Linked DNA regions of Homo sapiens: all the other regions are linked to region 2. A link is a loop called in an ENCODE intact Hi-C map of the cell type or tissue named here. Cell type or tissue: heart right ventricle. All regions are shown on one strand.

The links. Hi-C counts contacts between places; a loop is a spot of excess contacts. Peaks named below come from ENCODE experiments on the same cell type or tissue, not always from the same donor. Only the 100,000 strongest peaks of a DNase experiment are listed, where the experiment ranks them.
Region 1: it touches region 2 in a loop (2.0-fold over the local background); 6 of 110 quality-filtered maps call a loop at or near these places.
Region 3: it touches region 2 in a loop (2.5-fold over the local background); 25 of 110 quality-filtered maps call a loop at or near these places.

What each region holds. Positions count from the first base shown.
Region 1 is chr16:27,281,843-27,289,842 of GRCh38, forward strand. NSMCE1-DT (NSMCE1 divergent transcript) reads left to right here. Exons shown (of 5, transcript NR_037184.1): 3 at 4,820-4,902; 4 at 6,958-7,111. Among named protein-coding and RNA genes, the nearest start is that of NSMCE1, 17 kb to the left of the region's middle. In heart right ventricle, no CTCF peak of the experiment used is centred here; DNase peaks (open chromatin) are centred at 4,199 and 4,869; H3K27ac peaks cover 1,311 bases.
Region 2 is chr16:27,230,870-27,238,869 of GRCh38, forward strand. It overlaps NSMCE1 (NSE1 component of SMC5/6 complex), which reads right to left. Exons shown (of 8, transcript NM_145080.4): 3 at 4,309-4,430; 4 at 3,319-3,396; 5 at 2,132-2,278. Among named protein-coding and RNA genes, the nearest start is that of KDM8, 31 kb to the left of the region's middle. RefSeq lists enhancers at 1,271-1,370, 4,721-4,810, 4,991-5,515, 6,436-6,505, 6,856-6,975 and 1 more and a silencer at 1,551-1,600. In heart right ventricle, CTCF peaks have their summits at 4,287 (motif pointing right) and 4,501; DNase peaks (open chromatin) are centred at 4,292, 4,592 and 7,063; H3K4me3 peaks cover 840 bases; H3K27ac peaks cover 4,392 bases.
Region 3 is chr16:27,326,263-27,334,262 of GRCh38, forward strand. IL4R (interleukin 4 receptor) reads left to right here. Exons shown (of 11, transcript NM_000418.4): 2 at 3,804-3,936. Among named protein-coding and RNA genes, the nearest start is that of IL4R, 16 kb to the left of the region's middle. RefSeq lists an enhancer at 1,206-1,870. In heart right ventricle, no CTCF peak of the experiment used is centred here; DNase peaks (open chromatin) are centred at 859, 4,469 and 6,041; H3K4me3 peaks cover 297 bases; H3K27ac peaks cover 8,000 bases.

The DNA.
Region 1 (8,000 bases), 51 kb after region 2:
GGTCTTGCTGTGCCATCCAAGCTGGTATACACTGCTGAATACTTGTAAGGCCCTTGATACTATTTGATAGGATGAATGCAAAAATTGAATTTAAAAAATGAATTTTTTGGCCGGGCGCGATGGCTCACGCCTGTAATCCCAGCACTTTGGGAGGCCGAGACGGGTGGATCACCTGAGGTCAGGAGTTTGAGACCAGCCTGACCAACATGGAGAAACCCCATCTCTACTAAAAATACAAAAATTAGCTGGGCATGGTAGCAGGCGCCTGTAATCCCAGCTACTCGGGAGGCTGAGACAGGAGAATTGCTTGAACCCAGGAGGCAGAGGTTACAGTGAGCCAAGATCACGCCACTGTACTCCAACCTGGGTGACCGGGAGAGACTCCATCTCAGAAAAAAAAAAAAGAATTTTTTAAAGAGATAGGGTCTCACTCGGTCATCCATGCTGGAGTACAGTGGTGTGATCTTAAGTCACTGCAGCCTCAAACTCCTGGGCACAAGTGATCGTCCTGCCTCAGCCTCCCAAGTATCTGGGAGTACAGGTGCATACCACCACACCCAGCTAATTTTTTATTTCTTGTAGAGATTGGATCTCACTTTGTTGCCTAGGCAGGTCTCAAACTCCTGGCCTCAAGTGATCCTCCCTCCTTGGCCTCCCAAAGTGCTTGGATTACAGGTGTGAGCACCCAACTGTTGTGTTTCTTTTTAAATGGACAAAAATGGAGAACTTCCTCCTCTCTATGGTTCTTCTTTATTAGTCTACCAGCTCCTTTGAGTCCCCCTTTTTATGATTTGGAAATTATTTATTCCTTTGGGAGCAATAAACAAATAGTTCCAAATTGCTGCTGCTTCTTTTGTCTTCAATAAGATGTAGACACCAGGATTAGGGATGGAGTGTGGTTGGAGGATGAAAAAGTAAAATCCCTACATAGAGTGTCTGTTGCAAATAAAGAGCTTGGTGAATATTGCTGCTGTTCTGATGTTTCCAGAGTGTTTTACTCTTTGTCATTTAATAAGGCTTTTTAAAGTTATGACTACAATTTGATTGAAACATATAGATATTATTATATATATGCCACCGTCATAAAAATAGAGATGCAATCATATTTTTAAATCTCTTTTAATTAAAACTCACTTGAGACCAGGCATGGTGGCTCATGCCTGTAATCCCAGCACTTTGGGAGGCCGAGGTGGGCAGATAACCTGAGGTCAGGAGTTCGAGACTAGCCTGGCCAACACGGCAAAACTCCATCTCTGCTAAAAATACAAAAATTAGCCGATCGTGGTGTCACATGCCTGTAATCCCAGCTACTCGGGAGGCTGAGGCAAGAGAATCGCTTGAACCCAGGAGGCAGAGGTTGCAGTGAGCCAAGATTGTGCCACAGCACTCCAGCCTGGGCTACAGAGCGAGACTCCGTCTCAAAAAAAAAAAAAGAAAAGAAAAAAAGAAACCTCACTTGAAAATGGATTAGAAAACCACAGTTGAAAAGAGAGTAACTGGTTGACTCACCACGTTTTTCATTTTCAGCCAGGCGTAGTGGCTCATGTCTTTAATCACCGTACTTTGGGAGGCTGGGGTGGGAGGCGCACTTGAGGCTAGGAGTTTGAGACCAGCCTGGGCAACACAGCAAGACCCCGTCTCTACGGAAAATTTAAAAATTAGCTAGGTCTGGTGGTGGTACACACTGATGAATACTTATAAGGCTCTTGATACTATTTGATAGGATGAATGCAAACATTGAATTTAAAAAACGAATTCAATTCCTATAGTCCCACCTACTGGGAGGCTAAGGTGGGAGGATCGCTTGAGTCTAGAAGTTCAAGGCTGAAGTGAGCTATGATCACACCACTGCACTCCAGCCTGGATGACAAAGAGAGACCTTGTCTCTAAAAACAAAACAAAAATTTCATTTTCATTCAGTTTTTACATTCATCTTAACAAATCTTATCAAGAAAGTGCTCAGCAGTGTGGTAAGATGCAAAGATGAATCTCCGTAGTCCTTAGGTCAGGTTGCTCTCAGCTGGCAAGAAAAAATAAGATAAATGCACATTAGTAAGTGTAATCAACAAAGGAATTGCTGGCCAGGTGGAATGTCTCACCCATGTAATCCCAGCACTTTGAGAGACTGAGGCAGGAGGATCGCTTGAGCCCTAGGAGTTTGAGATCAGCCTGGGCAACATGGTGAAACCCCGTGTCTACTAAAAATACCAAAATTAGCAACGTGTGGTGGCACACGCCTGTGGTTCCAGCTACTGGGGAGGCTGAGGTGGGAGGATTGCTTGAGCCCATCTGCAGAGTTCAAGGCTGCAGAGCTCACAGGCCTGTGGTCCCAGCTACTGGGGAGGCTGAGGTGGGAGGATTGCTTGAGCCCATCTGCAGAGTTCAAGGCTGCAGAGCTCACAGGCCTGTGGTCCCAGCTACTGGGGAGGCTGAAATGGGAGGATTGCTTGAGCCCACTGTAGAGTTCAAGGCTACAGTGAGCCATAGATTGCACCACTACACTCAGCCTGGGTGACAGAGTGAGACCCTGTCTCAAAAAAAAAAAGAAAAGAGAGAGAGAGAAAGAAAGAAGAAAGAAAGAGAAAGAAGAAAGAAAGAAAAGAAAGAAAGAAAAAGAAATTGCTACTAAGTGCTGTTAGTTTATCAGTTAAGCTGGTTTAGGTACAAGAAACTGATGTGATAATCTAAGCAAAAAAAGTTTATTGGAAGGGTAGGAAGGGTATTGGTGTATATTATTCAGGACAGTCCAGGTCATGCTGCTATAACAAACATTCTCAAAATTATTATTTCTAGGTAGTGGAATCTACCACATGTGGATCAGCAGTAGGCTCTGCCCTCCTTTCACTCAGACTAATGGAGGTTCCACCATCTGGTGGCTGCAGCCCTGAAACATGAAGCCTTGTTGGTGTGACCATGGCAGGGGAAGAAAGAGGCTGGGGGTTTGCACAGGGGGTTTTTACTGCCTCAGCCTGAAAGTGACATGTGTCCTTTCTACTCTAGGATCTCTGGTGAGAACTAGTCACAAGATCTTCCCTAAATGCCAGAACACTGGGAAATGAAAGGGAACAATGGAATCATTGGCGAGCATTACTGTCTCTGCTCCAGGGTGGCTCGTAGACTCAAATGAAAATGCTGGAGCCTCAGATTTGGGACTGAATGTGGACCAGAGAACTTGGCAGACCTTGCCAGCAGCAGCTTATGGAGGTCTGGTCAGGCTGTCATCCATTTTCAGCTATCTGTCACCCTCTCAGGATTTGCACTGGAGAAAGAGTAAGAGCAGAGAGAGAGAGAGAGAGACAGAGAGAGAGAGAGAGAGAGAGAGAAACAACTGATTGGCCCAGGCGGGTTCTACGTCCCACTTGAAACACAAGTTAATGGACAACTTGATTGACAGAGTTGCACTAAAAGGTGGTGGGGGGAGTTCATCCAAACAAAACTGGGGTGCTGTTACAACAAGAGAGGGAGGGTAGGTGCATAGTGAGCAAAAGTACACACTTGCTGCAGAGCTGGTCCAAATACCCACTCTTCAGAGTTGACATCATCTGGAAGGTTTATAGAAGTGGGGGCTTTCCAGATTAGCTTTAGAGGATGGGATAACTGATGCAGAGGAAAGGTAATGCAGGCTGAGAGGCCCGTGTAAGCAAAGTGAAGCTGCAGAAGAGTGCAATCATTTGCAAGAAAGAGAAGGCTGGCTGGGTGCAGCGGCTCACACCTGTAGTCCCAGCACTGTGGAAGGCCAAGGCGGGAGGATCCCTTGAGCCCAGGAGTTTGAGACCAGCCTGTGCAACACAGGGAGATCCTGTATCTACAAAAAATTTAAAAATTAGCCAGGCATGGTGGTGCATGCCTATAGTCCTAGCTACTCAGGAGGCTGACGTGGGAGGATTACCTGAGCCTTGGGAGGCTGTGGCTGCAGTGTGTCATGATTTTGCCACCACACTCCAGCCTGGGCAACAGAGTGAAACCCTGTCTCAAAAAAAAAAAAAAAAATGAGAAGGCTATTGAGATTGAACAGAGGATATGATTTGCAGTTACATTTTCACCCCAACTTACCCAGCTTATCTTTCCTTCCCGTGGTGTCAACTCAGGGGACGCAAATGGGTGGAGGCTGGTTGGAATGGCTCATACTACATCATGAGATTGGAGCCTGGTCCTCCATGTTGGCTGAGAGTCTCAGTTCTCCTCCACGTGGCCTCTCCTTGTGGTCAGCTTACATTTCCTCAAAACGTGGCAGTCTCAGGGCAGTTGGGTTTCTTGTGTGCTGGCTCAGGGCTCCGGAGAGGATAACATCAGAATATCTTGTTCTTCCTCAGGCTTGGGCCCAGACTAGCACAGCATCATTATCTTTTTATTCTGTGAGTTAACATATTTCAGAGGACCAGTGCAGATTCAGAGTGGAGAGGGCTGCATAAGAACACGAACACTGGGAGGTGGCTTCATTTGGGGCCATCTTTGGAGACCAACTATGATGCATGATGTAACTGACCTGAATTCCCAAGCCCCTACCCCCAGCTCCAGCATAAGGTAGGTAAGAAGTGACTGGCAACATAAGTGGGTCATGTTGGAGGAAAGGTAAGTCTGGAGCTAGGCCTTACAGGTGTTCAGTGCCACAGATGAAAATGATGGTGCCAGGAAAGAGGTAGGGCAGGAGGTCTTTCTCTTCATGGGCCTCTTCCCAGATTTCCCCTGTGGATCTTGTTGGCAAAAACTGAATCACATCAGCACCTCTTACTGCAAGGAAGCCTGGGCAAGTCAGAATCCGTGAAAGGGAAGTGGGATTGTTATTTCTGGCCTAAGTCAACCCTGATTCATTCTCCAGGCATGTGTGGGCCATTGCAGCCTGAATTAATCAGGAGGGAAGAAGAAGTGCGACGATAACTGGCCAGTGATACACAGTGGGAGGTCAGTACAAACCTACCCCAAAGGCCGAGGAAGCTGAGAGGTTGAAGAAAGAGGCTGACAAACCCAGTTTTTCAGAGACAAATTTTTGTTGTTGTTGTCATTGTTGTTTTTAGAGACAGGGGCTTACTCTGTCACCCAGGCTAGAGTGAAGTGATGTGATCAGAACTCACTACAGTTTTAACCTCCTGGGCTCAAGCAGTCCTCCCACTTCAGCCTCCCGAGTAGCTGGGACTACAAGTCACACACCACACCTGGCTAATTTTTTTTTAATGTTTTGTAGAAACGGCCTCACTATGTTGTCCATGTTGGCCTCAAAGCCCTGGGTTCAAGTGATCCTCCAACCATAGTCCCCCAAAGTGTTGGGATTATAGGCTGGAGCCGTGGCTTCCTAGAAAGAAGCATTTAACTGGGACTTGTGAAGAGAAGCCACGTATCCAATGGTTGAGAAATAGTAGTCCCCTGTGCTGCTACCTCCCAGCCCCAAGACCAGGGCTTATATACCATAGGGAAATTGCCTAAGGGCAGGATTTATGATTAGCATGTGTTTACAATAACATCAAGGTTGTTTTGACCTAAGGGCAGGCTTTGCAGTAAGTAGAAATCTTAGAGGCATTCCTGCAACTGTGGTGAATCTTAAGTCAACATGGTGGATCTGCATCCAAAATGGAGTTGCTTTCGCCTCACAGTAGGCGACATACAGAGGATGTCACAAGCAACAAAAAACAGGGAAAGCAGCTTGGAGGATATAGCTTTACTTCAGGTGAGAGGAGGGTGGGGCTGGACCAGGGCAGAAGCAGCAAGGAGTGGGAAATAAGCCAGATGTGAAAATGAACACAGAAGTGGAGGGTACTGCGTGGAATACTATGCAGCCATAAAAAAGAATGAGATCATGTCCTTTGAAGCAACATGGTTGCAGCTGGAGACTGTTATCCTCAGTGAATTAACACAGGGACAGAAAACCAAATACTGCATGTTCTCGCTTATAAGTGGGAGCTAAACATTGAACATGCATGGTCATTAACATGGGAACGATAGACACGAGGGACTTCTAGAGGGAGGATGGTAGGAGGGGGCAAGAGTTGATACGCTTCCTATTGGGTACTATGCTCAGTACCTGGGTGATGGGGTCATTTGTACCCCAAACCTCAGCGACGCACCATTTACCCATGTGACAAGCCTGAACAGGTACCCCCAAAACCTAAAAGCTGGGAAATAAAAAAAGAAGCAGAGTGCACAGCCCATGGCTGCTGTGACTGTCTTTCACAAGCGAGAATGGGAAAGAGAGACAGAGAGGGAAGTCAACAATGACAACATCATTTCCAGCTTGCTTAATTGGATGGTGACACCGTCCAAGCACAGAAGTTAGCTCGCGAGAGACAATGACTTTGCCCTAGGCATTCTGAGGGCAAGAGGTGTGAGAGAACATGCTCAAGGTGTGGATCATGAAACACGAGGGCATGGGCCAGGTCGGGGGGCTCACGCCTGGAATCCCAGCACTTTGGGAGGCCGAAGCAGATGGATCACATGAGGTCAGGAGTTCGAGACTAGCCTGGCCAACATGGCAAAACCCCATCTCTACTAAAAATACAAAAATTAGCTGGGCGTTGTGGCAGGTGCCTGTAATCCCAGCTACTTGGGAGGCTGAGGCAGAAGAATCGCTTGAAACCTGGAGGTGGAGGTTTCAGTGATCCGAGGTCGCACAACTGCACTCCAGCCTAGGTGACAGAGTGAGACCACCCTGTCTCATAGATAAATAAATAAATAAATAAATAAATAAATAAATAAATAAAATACTAGGGCATGGGAGAAAGGACAGGGCTAAATGTGGAGACTTTAAATGACCAACGCAGAACTGTAGTCAATGCCATGCTATGGGCTGGGTGCAGTGGCTCATGGCTGTAATCCCAGCACATTGGGAGGCCAAGGCGGGAGGATTGCTTGAGCCCAGGAGGTCAAGAATAACCTGGGCAACATAGGGAGACCACGTCTCTACAAAACAAAATAAAACCAAAACAAAATCATCACACTATGGAATGATGTGTCTGCTTGTACCAGGTCTGGAAGAATGCACACCCAATGCTCACAGAGGTTCCATCTGGGAAATCGGATTGGACAGGGCCAGAATAGATCCGGGGAAACATTCACTGAATATATATACTTATGTATTGTGGAAGCTTTGATGGTGGTCATGTACCCAAGAAGGGAAAAAGTAAGTTTATAAATGAGCAGAACCAGAAGAATGCTAGAGGAAAAAGGAGAGGATGTGAATGATTACATTTAGAAGGCAGGATGAGAAGTGAGAGGAGGTGATTAGAGAGGTCAGGAGAAACCAGGAGGGTAGGTATGGAATCTTGGAAATTAACAGAAGAGAGCATTTCATGAAGAATGAACAGCTGCAGAGAGAAAAAGATTGCATGAGAACTGGGAAAAGAAAGGCTTTGTGTTTGGTGACACTGTCATAGCTGACCCCAGAAAGCATGGTTTGAGTAGAGTGGCCCAAAAGAGAAGGATACTGGAAGGGGAGGATCAGTACCAGAGATGAACTACAGTCGTATATAAAGAAATGTGATGACATGAGGAAAGAGAGCACTCATTGGGGTCGAGAAATGATACTTCTTGCCTCTGGGAGAGTGATCATATCCTTAAAATTTTTTTTTTTTTTTTTTTTTTTTTTTGAGATGGGGTCTCACTCTGGCACCCAGGCAGGAGTGCAATGGTGCCATCTCAGCTCACTACAACATCCGCCTCCTGGGTTCAAGTGATTTTCATGCCTCAGCCTCCTGAGTAGTTGGGACTAGGCACCCGCCACCAATGCCTGGATAATTTTTGTACTTTTAGTAGAGACGGGGTTTCACCATGTTGGCCAGGCTAGTCTCGAACTCCTGACCTCAAATAATCTGCCTGCCTCAGCCTCCCAAAGTGTTGAGATTACAGGCGTGAGTCATTGCACTCGGCCTTAAAATGTATATTGATACCACTCCTCACTTCTAGCTTGTTTTTGACCTGCAAACCAAGAAGTAAGCATTACATCAACCTGTACAAGGTGCACATCAGTGATTCCTGCAACATCCTGCATCATGATGGGACCGGTAGTTGAT
Region 2 (8,000 bases):
AGCGCCTGCAGCCACAGCTCACCGCCACAGACTCCAGGGCGGGGCCTCTCCTATCCACCACCGCCCTCTCCAGACACCAAGGGCAGACAAAGGGCAAGTCAAACCATAAAGCTGGGGGCACGCCCTGCAAGCCATGCACAATGGTGGCAGCATGTGCTAGGCATGGTGCTCTTGGGTGCAAAGCAGGGTGCAAAGTGTTGTGTACTGGGATGTTGGGGCACTCGGCTCTAGGGTCTGGGATAACAGGTGACTTCAGTGGGTTTCTTTATGCATCTCAACATGTTCTAATCCTCCTGTAATGAGCAGATATTTCCTGTAACATTTTTTGTAAGTTTTAAATGCTGTTCCTCTGCAACCTCATCCACCTGTCCAGTCATCCATTCAGCAAGCATTTATTGAGCAGTTGAGGTGCCAGGCACTACATTCTGCAATGGGGACCAGCCATGAAGAGGTCATAACCCCTACCCTTAAAAAACTTGGCCTGTGGCCGGGCACGCTGGCTCACGCCTGTCATCCCAGCACTTTGGGAGGCTGAGGCAGGCGGATCACCTGAGGTCAGGAGTTCGAGACCAGCCTGGTCAACATGGAGGAACCCCGTCTCTACTAAAAATAGAAAAATTAGCCGGGTGTGATGGCGCATGCTTGTGATTCCAGCTACTTGGGAGGCTGAGGCAGGAGAATCGCTTGAATCCGGGAGGTTGAGGTTGCGGTGAGCCAAGATTGCACCATTGCACTCCAGCCTGGGCAACAAGAGCAAAACTCCATCTTAAAAAAAAAAAAAAAATTGGCCTGAAGAGGGGCTGCACCACAAGCGAGAATGGTCAGTTATAACCTGAGTAGCCCTAGAACATTCCCTAGTGCCAAATACAGCCTGGAGGGCAAGAACAACTGTGACAAAGCCATTGATGGGAGCTGCAGTCCCCAAACCGGGGCCTGAACTCGGCCCTGCCACTCTCAGGGTGTCCGACGTCATCCAGACCCCTGAGCTGTCAGCTAAAAACTAAGCTATGGAGCCACTGCAGGGCAGCAGACAGCCTCCAAGACATGACATACGGGAACGCGCCCAGCAGATCCTGCACTCACCAGGAGCTCCCAGCCCTGCCCTCACCCCATGACCTCTCCACCCTGTCTTCCCATCAGGTACCCCAGGAACTGAATTCGGGTCAGGTTCCTGGGACAGGCCCACCCTAAATAGAAATCAGTAACTCAGAACACAGACTTCCCCAACCCAGACGCGAGCCTTCCTGAAAAGGAAGCGGAGAATCGCTGCAGCCACAAGCAGCAGCCTCTGGCCACGAGTCCGACCACCAAGTGAGGAAGCGGGGACCCGGCGTGAGTGCGTCCTCAACACACATGGGCACAAGCACCTGGGAGGCACAGCTGTGGTCAACTCGGCAAACACTGAGCTGTTGAAAACAGGGGTGCCTTTTGTGGAAAAAGAACTGAAACATTTGTTCTGCTCCATTCAGCAGGACTAGACGTGGGGGTGGGGGCAACATCTAGAAACTGGAGCTGCAGTGGGGCCTGTCCCAGATGTCACAGCTCCTTTCCTGAAGCAGGTCTATGCCTCTTCTAAGCACTGGCCCTGAGGAACTCACTGCTGACAAAAACAACAGTGGTAATGTCACCAATTCCTCTGCCGCCTCCCCCGCGAGCCAGCCAGCCTAGCACCGAGCACATTACTGTGAGGTCCCATTCCCGCTCCTGACACACCCAGCCCCGAAGGGGAAACAACGACTCCCCTCTTACAAGGAACATGAGGTCACCTGGCTCAGGGTTCAGACCCGGGTTAGATGTTAGAGCCACACTCTCAGCCACGGAACTGCCCTGCCTTGCAGTCTGTGGGCTAGAGCCTTGATCCTGGGGCCCAAGTCCCTGGGCGCGGCTCCTGGCTCTGCCATTCTGGCTGTGGCATCCTGAACACATCATCTGGGTGAACGGGGAGTGGGAGGCAGGAGGAGTGAGGCCCAAGTCCTCCCCACGGGGTCACTGCTGGAATGCATGAAAGCAGATAAGGGATCCGAGAAGGCCGGGCTCCTCAGACATCAGTTGGCTACAAGTACGATTTTGGAGAAAAAACTGTTATTCACTTGAAAAAGTGAACCAGGCTGGAAAAACCATGAGACAGTACCTCAATCAGCCACTTGTTTTGAACAAACTTCTGCAGCACCTGCTCCGCTTCCTTCTTCCTCATCTTCTTGCCTTTAAGTTGATCAACCAGGTTCAATATGTTTGTGGAAGACGCAAAGCCGGTTTCTGAGTCAATAATCAGTTCCAGCTGGAAGAAAGAGCAGGTATCATGCTCATCTATTAAAATGGCAAAAATAACTTTTAAATGGTAATACCAAGTCTGGCAGAGGCACAGTAAAACCACTCAGATCACAGGCAGAACTGTACACTGGCATGGTATTCCGGGAAAACAATTTAATGTGCATCAAGAGCCAGGACTGTGCTCAGTTCTTTTGACTCAGAGGTCACTTCTATAACATCCTCCCAAATAAATCATCTTAATGTCCCCAAATCAAAGAGGGTCGCCTTGCCTCACGGCTGGCCTCGGAGGCAGTGAGAGAGAGACACGGCAGGCAGGAACCGCTGGGGAAGACAGGTTCCTGCACACGCAGGTGTGTGCTCAGCTCAGCACCTGCTCCTCAACCTTGGTGGCTAATAATCCCCAGGAGAAGATCTAAAAGGAATGATTCCACCGCCTGGTTCTCAGAGATTTGGATTCAACAGATCGTGAGTGGGGCTGAAATGTCTGAATTATTTTTCACCTCTGCAGTTATTATCATTGCATCTAGGCCTGAGAACCACTCTTAGCCATGTGTTTGAGCAGAAGGCTGAGCAAATAGCTCTGAAGCCTGGTAGAACAGTACCTGTCAAATGTGCACGTGCAAAGGATTCAGTGGGCACCTGGCAAAAATGCAGATTCGGACTCAGCAGTCTAGAGTGGGGACTGGGACCGGGCCTTTCTAACAAGCTCCCAGGCGATGCTGCTGCTGCTGCCTTTCCCAGATGGCACTTGGAGCAGCCAGGCAGGAACGCCTGTTACTACCAGTGAAGCCCTGCTCTTGCCCATCCAGTTGGGGCTCACACCTGGCCCAGCACTTCCTTCTCAGGCAGCCATGGGGACCCCCTGGCAGCTGTGAGTTCCAGATGGGTAGACAGTGACATCTCCCTGCAAAGCCTTTTCTCAGACAGCAATGGTGGCCCATGTCCCCCCAGTGATCCTTGAACACTGCAGTTGCCACTGCTAATGACGGAGACAGAACTTTCCCATAAGAAGCCCACCCAATGGGCAATGGGGATTACTCTACTTACAGCCTTTCTAAACAAATCCAGTTCATTCTCTGCAAAATCCGTAGCCATTTTGGAAATTGAAGTTGTAGCAAGATTCACCTAAGAAATAAGTCAGCACGACAGTCAGGCTGTGCTCTTTGCGTGTTGGTTAACGTGTCGCTGGCTCTCCCTCCCTCCCCTCCTCCATCTCTGGCCAGTCACTGAGCTCCTGTATCCAGGCACTGCGGGCCGCAGGGATGGATCTGTAACCAGGCGTATATTACAGACTTTATTCTTTAGCTCAGCCAACATGCTGGGCCCTCAGAAGTTTCAGAACTCCAAAGGGTGTGCAGTATTTTCCAAACTCAGATAAATTTGGGAGATTTGTCTGCATGTTAATGGAGCTTCAAATGCAAAAAAAGCACTGAGAAGTCTGATAGCAAGGAAATCTGCTTTGCCATGTCTGACCAGCATTTCCACAGTTCTTTGACTCTGTAATGTTTTTTTTCCAGGGAATTGAGTTTGGGCAACCCTGGACTAGAGTGCCCCTTTCTGAGTGTGAGCCTGGCTGGGAGCAGCCAGATGTCCTCTGACCAGCTGAGGTGTCTCCTAGCCAGGGATGGGGCATGTCAGCTTCCCACTCCTGTATTTCACCCTGGCTGTATTTCACTCCTGGCTCTGCCATTCTGGCTGTGGCATCCTGAACACATCACGTGGGTGAACGGGGAGTCGGCGGCAGGAGGGATGAGGCCCAAATCCCTACCTGTGAGAGTAAATCTGAAAACCACTGAAGGCCCCACCCACATGGCCTGCAATCCTTGACACTCCTACAGAGTTTCTTTTCATAGCTTCTATGTCTTATTCTAAATAAAAAACCATTTTCTCCCTTTATTCCTAATATTCTATACATTTGGAGTGACTTCTTTGCAAAGAACTGTCCAAAAGAGAAATCAAACCAAAGCAAACACAGGCTGCCTGGGCCCTGTTCCAGCTCCTCAAAAATGCCACTAGAGGGCTCTGCCGGGCACTCACCAACGCATAAATGGGTCTCCCATCATCTTCCGTGACTCCTCTCTTTATCTCAATATACAAGGACTCCAAGACACTGTTAATGTTGTTGATGAAGTCCTCCAACTTATCTACGGTGGCATTGCCTGGAAATAAACAGACCAAAAAAAGGGGGGTGACCAGGGGGCCTCATCAAAAAAATGTAGCTTGCTTGAATCATTCCATCCCATCTCAACGCAGGGGACAGCAACCCCAGACATGGGTGGAGGCTGCAGCCTCTTGGGTGAACGCCAATGCCACGTGGCTTCTTTCTTCCTGGAGTACTTGGAAGACAAACAGACAACAGATGGAGGGCGTTGTGAGGCAGGAGGGCCAGGGAGATGCTATCTGCAACCACGGAGGCTGCCGCGGGCTTCCTGTCTTTGCTCGCTGCCTCCTGATGAGAGTCCCAATCAGCACCTTCAGCGCATTACTCAATGATGTGCTCAGAGCCTGCGTGAGCTCCCGCCGCACAAACATCCTATCCCATCTCAGCCCTTCTATCGCATCCCCAGTGCCCCGCGAGAGGCCTCTGTCCCTGTATGTCCCCACACATCTTAGGTGGAGCTTTATTCCTTTCTCTTTTTATTCAATGTCGGGTTATCCTCACTTACATGCCAGGCTTGTGCTGGGTCCTGGGCTGGAACAGTAAGAATAACAACAAACGGGGTGAGAAGGGTGGCTTGCAGCGAGCCCTCAGCATGGAGAGGCCCTGTCCTGGGCACCTTTTGTCGTCATGAATCCACCCTCCAGCAGCTCTCTGGGCACAGGGGAAGAGGCTGAGACGCAGAGAGGTGAACTGACTCGCCCAGAGTTGCACCACAAGGCCGGGGCTTTGACTTCTCTGTCGCCCACCTCCCCTGGCCCTGCCAGCAGGATGCTCACAGCCCAGGGGCCACCATCCAGGTCCATCAGTCTGAGGAGGGGGCACCCACACTATTGCCGGGGGCTCAGCTGAGGAGGACAGAGAGGCTGCGGTGAGGACAGGAGCCCGTGGCCGGGGACAGCAGGGCCTTTCTCCTGTGGCACCAGGAAGCCTCTGAGCACTGGAAGCAGTGGAAGGACATGGCCAGCGTTGTGTCCCTTTTATGCTGTGAAACTTTTTTTTTTTTTTTTTTTTTTTTGAGACAGAGTCTTGCTCTCGCCCTGGCTGGAGTGCAGTAGCACAGTCTTGGCTCACTGCAACCTCCACCTCCCGGGTTCAAGCAGTTCTCCTGCCTTAGCCTCCCGAGGAGTTGAGATTACAGGCATGCACCACCACACCCAGCTAATTTTTGTATTTTTAGTAGAGATGGGGTTTTACCATGTTGGCCAGGCTGGTCTCGATCTCCTGACCTCAAGTGTTCCGCCCACCTCAGCTTCCCAAAGTGCTGGGATTATAGGCGTGAGCCACCACGCCCAGCTTGTGCTGTGAAACTTTTTAAAGCAAGAGTATGTATTATTGTTTTCACTACTGTTTTTATGTATTAAAATAAATAATTTCAAAAGATTCATGCCTTAGAAAATCATTCTGGAAAAAAAACTGCAAGAAAAAATGGACAATATGATACATTCATGTGTGAAACAAAAACAGAACCAATGAAACAGTCCCACAGGAAAAGGCCCAGCAGGTTACCCACTGGACTGACGACCAAGGCCATCGCCAGGAAGGGACTAAACGAAGGGTCATCACAGGGCACTCGTGCTGTATGTCTGTGTTTGATTTCTTATTAGACAGAGGCATTTCTAAGCTACCCGTACAACTCAAGATTCATAAAGTTAAAAAAAAAAACAACAGAAGATCATGCTGGTGACAATGGAGGATGTGGCCGTGTGAAAGAGTCAAGGAAAACCCAGGCCAATGAGCTCTGTCAGAGGATCAGACTGTGGGGCCCAGAAAAGCTGAGAACAAAGCCCAGGGCAGTGACACTAATGTGCCATGCTCAGCGAGGAGCTAATCTTCCCTTTCAGTTAAGTTTTTAAAAGGCAGTTTAAATTAAAAAGTAGTCATAGTAAGTGGGTGGAACATGGATGTGGTGAGATCGTAACATATGACAATGACATCTGGCCTCGGCGGCTGGAGAGCAGGCATCAGGAGGGAGGCATGGCCTGACTTCCTGCCTCCATGCCCCTGCTCACGGGCCCCTCCTTTCTGAAAACTCCTCTCCCTCCACTGCGGCAGCCACCTTGGATGGCCTGTTTTTCCAGGAAATGTTCTCTTCTGCCCCCGGTGCTGTCTTCCTCTTCCACAGCATGCAAGGCAGCTCTTTGCTGGCGTGGGAGCCGAGCTGTTCCGTACCTGCCTGTGCCAGTGACTTGGCCAGACACACTTTTCCACCCCCAAGGGGAGCCAACGCTGGGCAGCTCAGGTGCAAGAGGCCCAGACATCAAAAAGCCTCGTTCAGTGCGGAGTGAGTGACAGGAACCCTGTCCACCCAGTGTGACACTGGGGCAAGTCCCACCTCTCTGAAAGTGACAATTCACATTTTCCACTAACGAGGCCCCTCCTGGGTATCACTGAGAACAATGTGCCCTGTGGGCAGATGAGAAGCATTCTGATCTATTGGACTTTCCAGACACCCCGTTGCAGGGAGGGAGCCAGCAGCCCTCTCTGCCCTTCCCCTCTCCACACCACCTCTGGTTTGGCGTCCAGCCTCATTTTTCAGAAACCATGAATGTTTTGCTGTATTTTCATCTGACCAACCACTTCCTCCTACTGTACTCGCTCACTGCACACACCAGCCACTGCTTGGGCGCTCCCGTTCTCTCCGCTATCGCCCTCTTTCCTTCCACACGCTTCCTGCATCAGGGTCATGTCCACGATCTCCATCGCTGACCCTGTAACTGTTTCTCACGGAGGCCCCGCGCCCTTGCAGCTCCTCTTAATCGTGACCTGAGAAGAAACTTCTCTTACACTCAGCACCCCCAAACCCTTCAACTGACTCCTTTCAGCAGCAACAGAGGTGGCGTGGTGGCATGGGGCCAGAAGCAGAGGTGTGGGCTCTAGCCCATCCTGCCCTCCCGCTCTGTGGGGCCCTGCGTGAGCCTCTCCCCCACTTCTCATCTCTAACAGCCACACACAGTCTCGCCTCCAGCCTCACACATGTCCAGAACCCTCTTCCCTCCCGCTTCTCTACCACCACCCCTGGCTGGACCCCAGCCTCCTGATCCTCTGGCAGCCTCCCGTACAGGCCTTCCCCAACCAGATAAGCTGCACTTCCCAGCTCTGTCCTCCCATGGCAGCACTTCCTTCCTCATCACGTGGCACTCCAGTTACTGTGTCCAGCCGCCGCCCCAAGACAGGAGTCAGCTGGTGACACCTGCCAGCCCAGCAGCCATGTCCCTCCCTAACGAGACCTTCGCCTTTTTTCTTTTTTTTTTTTTACAATTGTCTTTCTCTTACATTTGCGGTTTTGGTGAGAGAATAATTCCAGGTATGATATTCAGGGAACCAGAAAGCAGAAAGCTGAAGGGACCAGAGATTAGGGCAGCCAGGAGTAGACAGAGAACCCCTATCAGCCAGACACTCTCCCAATCTGAGCAAGGGACAAAAGGAAGCTTGGAGGTGGCTCCAGCCCAGAAGCTACAGAGGGCCAGCTGCTCTGGCCATGAGGTGATGCCATGCTTCCTGCCTATCCCCAACTGTGCACCTGGCCACCAATGAGTCCTATGTGTCCCTCCCCCAATAGCATCCCGAC
Region 3 (8,000 bases), 95 kb after region 2:
AAAGGAATGAATGAATGAATGGCCTGTTTGCATCTGTAATAGCCAGCACATAGGCAGTACTTGGAAAACACCCACAGCAAGAATAAATGAGGAGATGGCTGGACACGGCAGCTCATGCCTGTAGCATGTTGGAAGGCCGAGGCAGGAGGTTTGCTTGAGGCCAGGAGTTTGAGGTTGCAGTGAGCTATGATTGTGCCATAGCACTCCAGCTTGGGCCACAGAGAGAGATCCCCATCTCTACAAAAATTTAAAAATTATTCGAGCATGGTGGTGTGTGCCTGTAGTCACAACTACTTGGGAGGCTAAGGCAGGAGGATCACTTGAGCCCAGGAGTTCAAGGCTGCACTGAGCCGTGACGGTGCGACTGCATTCTAGCCACAGAATGAGACCCTGTCTCTAAAGCAAAAAAGAGAAGGAGAATAAGTGAGGTACTTGAGCAAGTGGGTGAGGATGGTTGAGCCACAGCAGGCCCACAGGGAGGCTGGTGGGTGCTGTTGGTGGAGGGGGCCGATTTGTGTTCCTGGTGGCTGCAGAGCCAGTCTGTTGCCTCCCCTCCCTCCCACTGGCTGGGCTGGGGACGGAGCCAACCAGGCAGATCCCGGGCCATTCTGGGGCCCTGGCCTGGCCTGCCTTACTATCCCAGTGGGGCCACCGACGTGGCTGCCATTTCTGGAAACCCCAGTTCTAGGTAGGTTACTGTCCCAGGAAGAAGTGCATGCCTAGCTTCCTGCCAGCCCAGCCCAGCTGTCCCAGAAGCCAGAGGAAGCTCTGGGCTGGTTTCTTATAAGTAGCATGACTAACTGATTGCGCCACAGGAGCTGAGGTTTCAGGCCAGTTTCTGTCGTGGAGTTTCAGGGGTCAGCGGCTCCAAAGCCCCAGCCCCCACCCGAGGCCCCTGCTGTCCCTGGATTCCTCTCCACATGCCACCTGTCACAGAGGTGCTTGCATCCTGTCTGCAGAACCAGCCCCTCCTCCAAGCCAGGTTTCCTGCCCAGAGGGAAGAAGAGCAGAAGGCCTGTACCGCCCCCTGTGCGCCCCCAGTCCTCCGCCCCCTGCCCCCCTGCCACCCGCTGTGGGTTCGGGAAGAGTCCTGCTGGGTCGCTTCCAGGCTGCTGCTGGCTTCTGACATTTCAAGGCTTAATCACTTAATCTCCCCCGAGTTTTTTAAAAAAAGTGAGTCAAGTGTGTTCTCCTGGTGGCGGGCGTGTTTTCCCAGGCCCATGCTTCTGCTCATTTCCTGGCTGCGGCCTTCACTGACTTTGCTGCTTCCTAACTCTGTGACCTTGGCCTTGTCACTTGCTGTCTCTGGGTCTCAGGCCAATGGGTCTCAGGCCAGTGGGGCTCCCCGGACAAAGTTCCAGGGTTTTGGGGACTGCATTTCAAGGGTCAGCAACCACAGTCCTTAAACACGTGGATTTTGGAGTGACAATGCCTAGGTTATGGTTCTGTGACCACCAGCAAGTGCTCTAGCCTTTTTGTGCCTCAGTCTTCTCATCAGTAAAATGGGAATGTTAATGGCACCTACCTCATAGGGTCGTTGGGAGAACCAAATTGATTAATATATTGTAAGTACTTAGAACAGGGCCAGGCACAAAATAAGTACTGCATATACAGTTAACTATGGACAAAAGCTTGGGACCTGGTTCATGTTTAAAAATGATTATTGAGGCCAGGTGCGGTAGCTCATGCCTGTAATCCCAGCACTATGGGAGGCTGAGGCAGGCGGATCAGGAGGTCAAGAGATCGAGACCATCCTGGCCAACATGGTGAAATCCCGTTTCTACTAAAAATACAAAAATTAGCCAGGTGTGATGGCGTGCTCCTGTAGTCCCAGCTACTCAGGAGGCTGAGGCAGGAGAATCACTTGAACCCACGCGGAGGTTGCAGTGAGCTGATATCGTGCCACTGCACTCCAGACTGGTGACAAAGCTAGGCTCCATCTCAAAAAAAAAAAAAAAAAAGATTGTTGAATTTATTATTGCTGAATTTTTTTTTTTTTGAGACAGAACTTTGCTCTATTGCCCGGGCTGGAGTGCAATGGTGTGATCTCAACTCATTGCAGCCTCTGCCTCTTGGGTTCAAGCGATTCTCCTGCCTCAGCCTCTCAGCCTCCCGAGTAGCTGGGAATACAGGCACCCACCATCATGCCCGGCTAATTTTTGTATTTTTGTAGAGATGTGGTTTCACCATGTTGGTGAACTCCTGACCTCAGGTGATCCACCTGCCTCGGCCTCCCAAAGTGCTGGGATTACAGGCGTGAGCCACTGTGCCCAGCCTATTATTGCTGACTTTTAAACCATTCATTCATTTAATATATGTTTATTGTACACATGCTATGCCTGTGTCAGGCACTGTTTCAGGCACTGGGGATAAAGCAGTGAGCACAGCAGACATAAAGCTCTGCCCTCATGGGGCTTGTGGTCTCTCAGAGGGAGGCAAACAATGCATTTATAGACAAATACATAATTTAAATTTGAGGTTACCTATTATACTCCCAACTTGAAAAACTAGCAGTATATTGAGGTGGCTATTTCACATCTGATGGAGGAATATGTCTTTTGTGAACCATTTATGTTCTTTGCCTATTTTTCTTAAAGGGATGTTTGTCTTATTGATTTGTAAGAACTCTTCATATATTAAGGCCATTAACCGTTCATAATGTAGATTGCTACCTTTTTCTAGTCTTTTGCTTGCTGATATAGTTGGGATGTCATCCTCTCTAAATCTCTTGTTGAAATGTGATCCCCAGTGTTGGAGGTGGGTCCTGGTGGGAGATGTTGGGTCATGGGGACGGGTCCCTCATGGTTTGGTTCTGTCCTTGCCATAGTGAGTGAGTTCTCACAAGATCTGGTTGTTTAGAAGTGTGCGGCACCTCCCTCCTCTCTCTTGCCCTGGCTGTCACCATGTACGCCTGCTCCCCTCTTGCCTTCCCCGTGAATAAAAGCTCCCTGAGGCCTCCCCAGAAGCCAAGTAGATACGGGTGCTATGCTTCCTGTACAGCCTGCAGAGCCATAAGCCAATTAAACCTCTTTTCTTTGTAAATTACTCAGTCTCAGATATTTCTTTATAGCAATGCAAAAATGGACTAACACACTTGAGTTCTGTCTTTTTCTTATGGCATATTTTAATCTAGGCCAGACACAGTGGCTCATGCCTGTAATCCCAGCACTTTGGAGGCCAAGGCGGGTGGATCACTTGAGGTCAGGAGTTTAAGACCAGCCTGGCCAACATGGGGAAACCCTGTCTCTACTAAAAACACAAAAAATTAGTTGGGTGTGGTGGCACACACCTGTAATTCCAGCTACTCGAGAGGCTGAGACACAAGAATCGCTTGAACCCGGGAGGTGGAGGTTGCAGTGAGCCGACATCACGCCACTGCTCTCCAGCTTGGGGAACAGAGCAAACCTCCGTCTCAAAAAAAAAAAAAAAAATCTAGGGAAGTTGAAAACATTTTGCAGTCAAAGCTATCTTTGCTATCTGCATCTTGAAATAAAATAAACATTCATACATGTAACCTCATTAATCTGATTAGAGATAGTGATAAGTACTGGGACAGACATAAACAGGGTGCTGTGATAAGAAGTCACAGGGAGGGCCCGCATTAGTTGAGGGGGGTCAGAGAAGGCTTCTGAAGTGTTTCTGGTGCAAATGCTTGGAAAAGGGAGAGCTGGGAGTGTATCCCAGGGCTGAGGCCAATGGAGGATTGCAGAAGAGGGAGAGGGGATAGGAGGGGAATGTTAGAGGGATAAGCAGGGGAATTGGCTCTTTTCTTCATTTTCTTAAATTAAACTTTTTATTTTCAGATAATTAAAGATTTACACACAGCTGGAAGAAATCATAGAGAAGCCGGGCGTGGTGGCTCATGCCTATAATCCCAGCACTTTTGGAGGCTGAGGCGGGCAGATCACTTGAGATCAGGAGTTCGAGACCAGCCTGGTCAGTATGATGAAACCCCATCTCTACTAAAAATACAAAAATTAGTTGGGCATGGTGGCTTGCCTGTAGTCCCAGCTACTGGGGAGGCTGAGGCAGGAGAATCACTTGAGCCTAGGAGGTAGAGGTTGCAGTGAGCCGAGATCACACCACTGCACTCCAGCCTGGGCAACAGAGTGAGACTCCATCTCAAAAAAAAAAAAAAGAAAAGAAAAAGAAAAAGAAATCACAGAGAGACCCCTGCTTCTATGCTGTTCCCCCCGAGGGCAAGATTGTAGAAATCTGTAATACAGTATCACAGCTGGGATACTGACACTGATATAAGCTACTGACCTTATTGGGATTTCCCGATTTACTTGTACTCATTTTTGTGTTTGCGTACGCATGTGTGGTTTAGTGCTATGCAATTTTATCACGGCATAGGTTTGTGTATGCAGCCAGGATCCAGCACAGTTCTATCATCACAAGGATGGCTCAAATTCTCCTTTTATAGCCACATCCAACTCCCTTCCTGACCCACCCCCTCAGCCCCTGGCACCCACTGATGTGTTTTCCATTTCCATGGTTATGTGATTTCAAGTATGTTACATAAATGGAGTCACGGGGTGTGTACTCTGGGAACTGGCTTTTTTCACTCTAGGGCTTGGATTTTATTCTAAGTCAGAGATGCTTCTCTAATGAGCTGTGAACCCCCTGGGGATCTGTGGCCCCTGTGAAGAAGCCCTTTAGGAGCCAGGGGGCATTGGATGTGTGAGCTGGCCCTGGTCTCATTTCTGATTTTAAAATGGCTCTGGCTGTGATGTGGAGAAGAGGCAGGGTGAGCCTCATCTGCAGCAACTGCTAACTGCCCACATCCCCCCAGACTTCTCAAAAATTTGCCACTCCCCTGCTCAAAGACCCTCAAAAGCTGCCCACTGCTTAGAGGACAGGCCTTTGACCTGAGGTCCTCACTTGGGCTTCAGGGATTCTGTGAACCCCTAAAATGGAATGCAGAATTAAGTGTATGCACCTTGCCAGAAACAGGGTTTGGGGTTTACATTAGATGCTCAGATAGGTCATTGATCCCCAAAACACTAAGGTCTCTGACTTCTAGACAGATAGTAGTTAAGAACCAAAGCTTTGGAGCTTGAGTGCTGGATTTAAGACCCATGACTGTCACAGCTGTGCAACCTCAGACAAATCACTCAGCCTTTCTGTGCCTTGGTTTCCTCATCTGAAAATGGAGAAAATAATATTACCTATTTCATAGATTATTAAATGCATTCTTGTATGTAAAAGATGTAAAAGAAAACTTGGCATGTGGTAAACTCTGTGTGTTTAAGTGAATGGTGAGGCTGCCCAGTATAGGAGGGCAGAGCTTTCCAGGTAAAGACTTTCTAGGCCTCCTGGGATTATCAGGCCCTCTCTGTGTTGGTTGTTGTCATACATGACAGCAGTATTCCTTCCAAAGGGATGCCAAGTTGTGGTTGCACACTGCACTTAGATCCAGTTGATTGACAGCACTGTTCAAGTCAACTGTGTCCTTACTGATTTCTGCCTGCTGGATCTGTCGATTACCAAAAGAGTTGAAGTAATAGTAATAATACTATTATTATCCAATAATAGTATTATTCAGAATAATCACACAGATTTCTCTATTTCTCCTTGCTGCTCTCAGTTTTTGCCTTACATATTTTGACCCTTTGTTGTTAGTTGCCTACACATTAAGGATTGTTATTTACATCTTCTTGGAGAATTAACTCCCGAATCATTATATAGTGCCACTTTTTTTTAATTTAAAAATTTTATTTTTTATTTTTTGAGACAGGATCTTTCTCTGTTGCCCAGGCTGGAGTTCAGTGGCATGAACACAGCCCACTGCAGCCTTAACCTCCTGGGCTCAAGTGATCCTCCTGCCTCAGCCTTCCCAGTAGCTGGGGCTACAGGCATGTGCCACCTCTAATAACTTTTCTTTAATTTACAATAGTATTAGTTTGTTCTCATGCTGCTCTAAGGACATGCCCAAGACTGGGTAATTTATAAAGGAAAGAGGTTTGACTCACAGTTCTGCAGGGCTGGGGAGGCTTCAGGAAACATATTATCATGGCGGAAAGGGAAGCAAAGACATCCTTTTTCACATGACGTCAGGAAGGAGACACGCCAAGGAAAGGGGGGGAAAGCCCTTTATAAAACCATCAGATCTCAGGAGAACTCACTCACTGTCACGAAAACAGCATGGGGGAACTGCTCCCGTAATCTAATCACCTCCCATGAGGTCCTTCCCCCAACACGTGGGGATTACAATTCATATTACAATTCAAGGTGAGATTTGGGTGGGGACACAGAGCCAGGCCATATCACATTATTATTAATTAGTGCCTTCTCTCTCATTTTTTTGATTCGCCTAGGTAGAGATTTATCAATTTCATTGATCTTTTCGAAGAACCAATTTTTGATTTCATTGATTTTCCTCGATTAATTTTCTATTTTTAATTTCATTGATGTATGCTCCAATTTTGTATTTTTTTCTTCTGCTTGTTTTAGACATATATTGCTTTTCTGTTTCTAGTACTCTAGATGGAAACAGATTATTGATTTTAGAACTTTCTTTCTAAGATATACATTCAATAATATAAATTTCCCTCTAAGCACTGCTTTTGCTACGTCTCACCGATTTTGATAGGCTATATTTTCATTTTTATTTAGTTAAAAATATTTTTAGTTTCTCTTGTGATTTCTTCTTTGATCCATATGTTATTCGGAAGTGTGTTTTTAAATCTCCAAATACTTGGAAATTTTCTGGCTTTCTTCCTGCTAGTGACTTCTAATTTGAATCCATTGTGGCCTAAGAGCATATGTTGTGTGATTTCTAATGTTTTCAATCTCTTAAGGTTGTTTTATGTCCCAGAATGTGGTCTGTCTTGGTGATTATTCCACATGAACCTGAGGAGAATGTATATTCTGCTGTTGTGAGATGTAACAGTCTATAAATGGATACCTCTGTTAATATGACCTCGGGTGACTCTTTTTTTTTTTTTAAGTTGCTGCTTCACCATTGGCTTTTGGAGATTTTGCAGATGATAAAATCCTCAGGACTTTTCTGCTGCTCAGTCAGATTTTCTTATCCTACACTTGCGGAACTGTTGTTTGAAATTGACAAGCAGGATGGCCAACTCTGCCCGGCTCATTTTATTTCATCTTATTGGGTTCAGCCTGCAGTTTTAGGAGATGAGATTGAAGGAACTGGTATACTGGAATCCACGGTGGGCTCGGAAGCAAACAAACGTGGGTTCTGATTCTAGCTCTGACCTTTTACCAGCTGTGGGACCTGGTGGATGGGTTATTTGGCCTCTCTGGCCTCAGTTTCCTTAGCTAGACAGTTGGGATAACAGCCTACCTTTCAGGATTCTTGTGTGGATTCGGTGAGGTAATACTTCTAAAGCACCTAGCAAAGTGTCAAGTACAAGGTAAGTGCTGGGCAAGCAGGGATTTTGTTCACACAAAGCCTTGACTCAACATAAGGAGGCTGTTTCCAATGGCTCTGCTTAACTGAGACCTGAGAGTGATTGCTCCATCTGTGGTGGCATATGGGCTGAAACTGCCTAGCAGCATGTCAGAAGTGGGGTGTTCGCAGGACATCCTTGTCCAGGTTGGCAGTTGAGCTTGGCAGGTGACCGCTGAGACCCCTTCCAACTCCACCACTTCAGGAATCTCTTTTTTTTTTTTCTGAGACAGTCTTGCTCTGTCACCCAGGCTGGAGTGCAGTGGCTCAATCTTGGCTCACTGCAAGCTCCGCCTCCCGGGTTCAAGCCATTCTCCTGCCTCAGCCTCCTGAGTAGCTGGGACTACAGGCACCCGCCACCACGCCCAGCTAATTTTTTGTATTTTTAGTAGAGACTGAGTTTCACCATGTTAGCCAGGATGGTCTCGATCTCCTGACCTCATGATCTGCCTGCCTCAGCCTCCCGAAGTGCTGGGATTACAGGCGTGAGCCACCGCGCCCAGCCAGGAGTCTCTTGATTTAGAATGGGAACTTGAAATCATCTCCTCTTGCCGTGTACTTGAACGCGATAACCTGGCACTTATCT